Linked DNA regions of Homo sapiens: region 1 is linked to region 2. Evidence: chromatin contacts called from ENCODE POLR2A ChIA-PET data. All regions are on one chromosome and are shown on one strand. The core of a region is the stretch at or near the end of the contact, and the rest is flanking DNA. Distances in the headings are between cores, read along the strand shown.

Region 1 (2,711 bases), core at 118-2,617, 83 kb before region 2:
TCTTCCTCTCCTCCCGAGTTTAAGAAAAATGAATAATTTAAGATGTGTAGGCTCCAAATCTGCCCAGACACCAATAAGCAGCCTGGCTCCACACAAAATAATAGAAAACAGAAAAAAAACAAAATTCCCTTCTCCTGGCATCCTACAAATCAGTGTGCCTGCATCTGCACATCCATCCAGCCCTTCACAGGCTCCTTTGGAAAAGACACTTTTATTCATTTATGCAGTGTCTTGTTTCAAAACGGCTTCCTTCAGAGTGGCTTACAAAGATACCTGTTTTTAATCTTGCGGCATGTGCACAAGTGAGAATGTTAAGAAGGGAAAATACAGGAGGAAGAAATAAATTAAGGCCAAGTGAAGGCTCGTACCCTCGGGAGGCTATCAGTTCTCACTGTCCTGCATGCTACCATCTGGCAGCTGCAGCCACAGCCACATCTAGGGAGCACCTGAACTTGAATGGTGTTAGTCTGAAATGACTTAGTAGAAAAAAGAGAATGTAATATTTTTATATTGATTTTTTTACTGATGTATAACAGACTTACATATTTTGGGAGTTGATTAAAGTAATCTTTTAGGTATACTGGATTAGATATAATTATTAAAATGTTAGGCTGGGCGCGGTGGCTCATGCCTGTAATCCCAGCACTTTGGGAGGCCAAGGTGGATGGATGACTTGAGGTCAGGAGTTCAAGACCAGTCTGGCCAACATTGTGAAACTCCATCTCTACTAAAAACATAAAAATTAGTCGAGTGTGGTGGTGCGTGCCTGTAGTCCCAGCTACTCAGGAAGCTGAGGCCAAGAATCACTAGAACCCAGGAGGTGGAGGGTGCAGTGAGCTGAGATTGCGCCACTGCACTCCAGCCTGGGCATCAGAATGAGACTGTCTCAAAAAGAATTTTTTTTTTTTTTTTTTTTTTTTTACTAATTTTCCATTTCCTCCCCTTTTATAGTTTTTAATGTGGTATTAGAAAAGTTTAAATTACATATGTGGCTTATATTCTATTTCTACTTGACAGCACAGTTCTTCACAGTTTGCTATAGACAATCTGAAAATTGGGTTCTGAACTACTAATCAGATTAGCCAATGCAAAGAAGGAATTATAAATATACTGCTTAGATAAGATAAAAACATATCAGCTACTCAGAAATGTAATAATTCATTAGAGAAGTTGGAAAAATGTACCTTGAAGGACTGAAAAGGGAGACAATATGAAATAAGCAACCGAGTTCTAAACCCACAAATGAAATGCAATAGGAAATTCTACACAGCTGTTTCTCCTGCAAGCATGGACCCATAGCAGATCCTGGAGCACAATTTAGAGTGGCCACATGCCAACAAGAAGCTTGCTGGGGCATTGCGACAGGGCTCTGCGCAGCATACAAACCTCCGTTCAACAACTCAGAGTGCTAACACTTGAGAGACAGTGAATAATGGTGGAGAGAAAAACAATCAATTGGAAATGATGGGGTTAAAATAGAACCTGACTTCTGGTACTGGTAACTCTCTTGTCAATCAAGCACCTAATTATGCCCAGGTTACCCTGTTACCAAACGGCCCAGTGAACTGTAGTGAGTTTTAGATGAAAGGCAGTATAGCCGGCCCAAGAAACATTACAAGACAGAAACTTTGTCTTTGAAAAGTCAAAATTTGCTAAAATATCCAGATCGATACTAAATTGAACATTAGGTACTAAAGTATACTTTTTTAAATGAAAGGTATTTCCAGGCAGTTAATGACACATTAAGGCCCCCAAGGCAAAACTAAGCATTAACAAGGCTACTTCTTAAAGAAAACACCAAAGTCTAGCAGTGAAATGAGAGCTGATTTTTGTTCATATAGTTTCATTTTGCTTAGGACATGCTGGTTGTGACTATAAGCCAATCTGGCAGACCTTATAGACCACACATGAAGATACAAGTCAGGGCAAATCAATCCTCACAGACTGGTTATAGCTCTGGCTGTGCCAATCGGTGACTCAAGTAGACAGCCAACAAGAGAGAATGCAGTGAGCACTAACTTCAGCGCCAGCATCTAACAACTGCATTGGCACTTACTGGAATAATATGCTTTATATTGATATTTAGCAACCTAGAAGCAGATAATATTCTATAAGCTGGTAGAAAGGAAGCCATCAAACTAAATAAAGCAAAAGTCCCCTTCTGCTGATTTTGCTTAACTGTTGAGATCAAGCCAGCGGGCATGAAGTTAGTGGTTTTTTGTACACTATGCACTTAGAACTTTGTCATCTTCTGTCTGGAACAGCCACAGAGGCTTCCCCAGAGTAGGCACTCGGTATTTGTCAGTTGGCACAGAAATTCAGCTTAACAGCTCAGGGACACAGCTGAGGGCACTGGATGCAGGACTGCATTACAACTTTAAGTGGATGGATGTAGGAAAGGGTCATTAACATGGGAGCCATGCAATATTGGGTGAGCAGAAATGCAGACCAAAATTCCAAGAACAAGACCTGCCGTAAAACAGGAGGCATGCTGTTCTTTAGATTTTTCTGGGTCAAGAAGCCATTCAGATGAGGTGATACTCTCTCTTCAGGAGGAAAAAGGAGTCCCTTTGCCCTGTGGTTTATCCCCAGGTCATCCCCACTTCAGGGAATCTGGCTTAAGGTCTGGGTTTCAGAAATTCTTTTTCTACTAGGTTAGTTGTCTCAAGGATGGTGCCTCACCTTCCACAAAGGGAGGCTGCCGGCTGACG
Region 2 (2,911 bases), core at 64-2,563:
TCAGAGCCACAAAATTGATGTTTGGTTAAACTGATCCACACAGGCCTGTCCTTGAGGAACGACCTAACAGAGGACCCCTTTGAGAGAAGGATGGCCAATGGCATGAAGCTGCTCTTTCAGTTATAAAAACTGTGGGCCGGTCACAGTGGCTCACATCTGTAATCCCAGCACTTTGGGAGGCCGAGGTGGGAGGATCACCTGAGGTCGTCAGGGGTTTGAGACCAGCCTGGCCCACATGGCGAAACCCTGTCTCTACTAAAAATACAAAAATTAACCGGGCGTAGTGGCACGTGCTTGTAATCCCAGCTACTTGGGAGGCTGAGGCAGGAGAATCGCTAGATCTCGGCTGCAGTGAGCCGAGATCGCGCCACTGCACTTCAACCTGGGCTACAGAGCGAGACTCCATCTCAAAAATAAATAAATAAATAAATATAAAAACTGTGTTACAATTCTTGTTTCAGAGCCTCTGATGTGCCCCTGGGAAGGAGGATGCAAAGTCTGACCACTCCACAGACACCATGAGTTCTACTGGAAGTCTGCAAAAATCTATTTAAATAGGGAAATAATTCTCCTTTCAGTAGCCAAGTTCTTGCCTTCAGATCATATACTACTGTCCACCATCTTTGAGGTTCAACCTGATGTATCAAAAGATCTCTACAGAATTCATCAAGCCACCTCCTCCACATTTGTATTTTAGTTAAGTGAACTAGAAATGGGGAGAACCACAGGCTTCAGTGTCCAGTGCCTGGTGAGATCAGTCACATGTGAAAACTCACCTGCAGAACATAAACACTCAAGCCATGAAAGGGGGACTGTGCCACAGACGTTTCACTGACCGAATCCACTAACTCAGCACAAGAGCTTGAATGAAGCTTTGGAAAGCTAAAACGTGCCAGAATGCTCTCACTTTCAGAAAGGTGGTGAAAATCCTGAGGAATTCAGAGCTGCCTGTTCAGCCCCTCAATACAGTCATTTAGTCAACCCCATGCTGGGGCCTGTCAGGGCACATTTACTGACTTTTCAAATGCTTCTTGGGGGTAGGGATGGATGTGTTTAAAATATTGTGGTAAAATGTAAGAAATCACAACTCTGTAAGGATTAGTGAGAGTGATTCCTTTTTCTCTTTCCTTCACACTAAAAAAGGAAATAGCATATGTGGATGAGGAAAAGATAGTAACAGAAAGGCCCAAGTTGGGCATGAGACGTGGGGCAGTGTGTTGGCTCTGGTATCATCTGGCTGTAAGCACCTTCTCCCAGGCTGGAGCCCATGGGCCCTGCTGCTAAACTAGGTTAGTCATGCGGGATTGCTGAATGCCATTCGGTGCTTCCATGGCAACTCACGGCCCACAGGGCTGGCTGTGCACAGCTGACTACCCATTTATCACCCTTGACTGGTCACTTCACATAGGCCTTCCTCTGATACATGTCACCAACTCTCTAGAATTCGAGTTTAAATTTTTAACTCTCTCTTGGATGACAGAGTGTGATTTCTCCTATATATTTATCTTCATAAGGATGGAGACATCTGGCAGGAAGGAAAGGGAAAATCCTAAAATCAACAGTGTACATTAACTCTGGAAAGGATTAAGTCTTATTACTGTTTAGAAGCACTATGCCATTCTGATTTGAATGTACAAAGGATAGAGCAACAAATAAACACAAAAGTTCGGCAATCCCAGCTTAGAGGATGGTGAGATAGAGATCTGTCACAAACAGGGAGGCAAAAAGACAGGATGCTAGGGTTCTTCCACACCATGTAAGTGACTTTTTCATTTTAAAAGCCACATCTCAACTTTCTAAGTCCATCTTTTGGCCTTTTGTTTCCACATTCCCCTATTCCTACCATCTAACATGCGGGAAACATTTTTCACACATTGGCTTTATGAAAAAGCATCAACATACCTCCAAGCACAATACTAGTTTGACTTCCAAATACAATTTAAACATGAGAAATCAAAGTGACTCCATGTCTGAAGGCAGGATAAAATGTTGCTTCAAAGAAGGGAGATTTTTTTCGTCTCTCCATCCATGTGAAAGAATTTGTAAGAGACTTTCTCATAATAAAAATCACTCAGCTAAATCGTCCCAGGGTTTTCACTCTCAATAACTAACATGAATAACATTCTTAAAATTTATAAAGAAAGTAATCAGAGACTTAATCCTAAAACAAAGTCTTACAATCTGATTTCATATTAAAAATATCAGCCAACTACAATGACAAAACAGCACGATGTCAGTTGTTTTCCTGGAAGAGCCCCCAGGGGATTATCTCAATGCATTAGCACTCTCTGCTACTCACTTCTGTTTGCCACAGAAGGCTCAGTCTTATTATAATTTATTATAGTATTTATTTTTAAAGTTTTATGTGACCCCATTTTGCAAAATTAAATCAACCTTGAAAACACTGCCCACATAACTTCTTGCCATTCTCTAGGAGGGTGATACATGACAGTGAAATTTACATTCTTGGTACCCATCATAAACACTCTCCAGGACTCAGAGCCAGTAAGATATTTTGCATATCTTAAATGCATCCTGCAAGTTTTAAATTGAGAACGACTCTACACTTGGGCAAACGTGACTAAAAAGTCACATCAATTCTAAGGAGAGACATGTTAATTTACCTTTCAAAATGAACTTGCCAGGTACTTCTGTATGCCTATTAATATGTAGCAAAGGTCTGAAAGGATACATTTCACAAAAACCTACCAAGCAGGGCCGAGAGCAGTGGTTCATGCCTGTAATCTCAGCACTTTGGGAGGCCGAGGCGGGCAGATCACTTGAGGTCAGGAGTTCAAGACTAGCCTGGCGAACATGGTGAAACCCCATCTCCACTAAAAATACAAAACATTGGCCGGGTGTGGTGGTGTGTGCCTGTAATCCCAGCTACTCAGAAGGCTGACTCAGGAGA

Evidence for each region. ChIA-PET counts read pairs that join two places held with the same protein, here RNA polymerase II (POLR2A).
Region 1: POLR2A ChIA-PET joins it to region 2 with 10 read pairs in WTC11. The contact joins two enhancer-like sites. POLR2A ChIA-PET finds 5 or more read pairs at or near these places in 4 of 52 experiments (AG04450, WTC11, activated CD4-positive, alpha-beta T cell and 1 more).

What each region holds. Positions count from the first base shown.
Region 1 is chr4:87,121,092-87,123,802 of GRCh38, reverse strand. The region is part of intron 12 of AFF1 (ALF transcription elongation factor 1); the gene reads right to left. Among named protein-coding and RNA genes, the nearest start is that of KLHL8, 98 kb to the left of the region's middle. Within about 2 kb of position 1,367, at least 9 of the 41 ENCODE cell types and tissues checked have a DNase peak (open chromatin) inside an H3K27ac peak, as active enhancers do.
Region 2 is chr4:87,037,418-87,040,328 of GRCh38, reverse strand. The region is part of intron 2 of AFF1 (ALF transcription elongation factor 1); the gene reads right to left. Among named protein-coding and RNA genes, the nearest start is that of AFF1, 100 kb to the right of the region's middle. RefSeq lists enhancers at 475-1,226, 2,380-2,880, 2,881-2,911 and a silencer at 1,245-1,394. Within about 2 kb of position 1,313, at least 27 of the 41 ENCODE cell types and tissues checked have a DNase peak (open chromatin) inside an H3K27ac peak, as active enhancers do.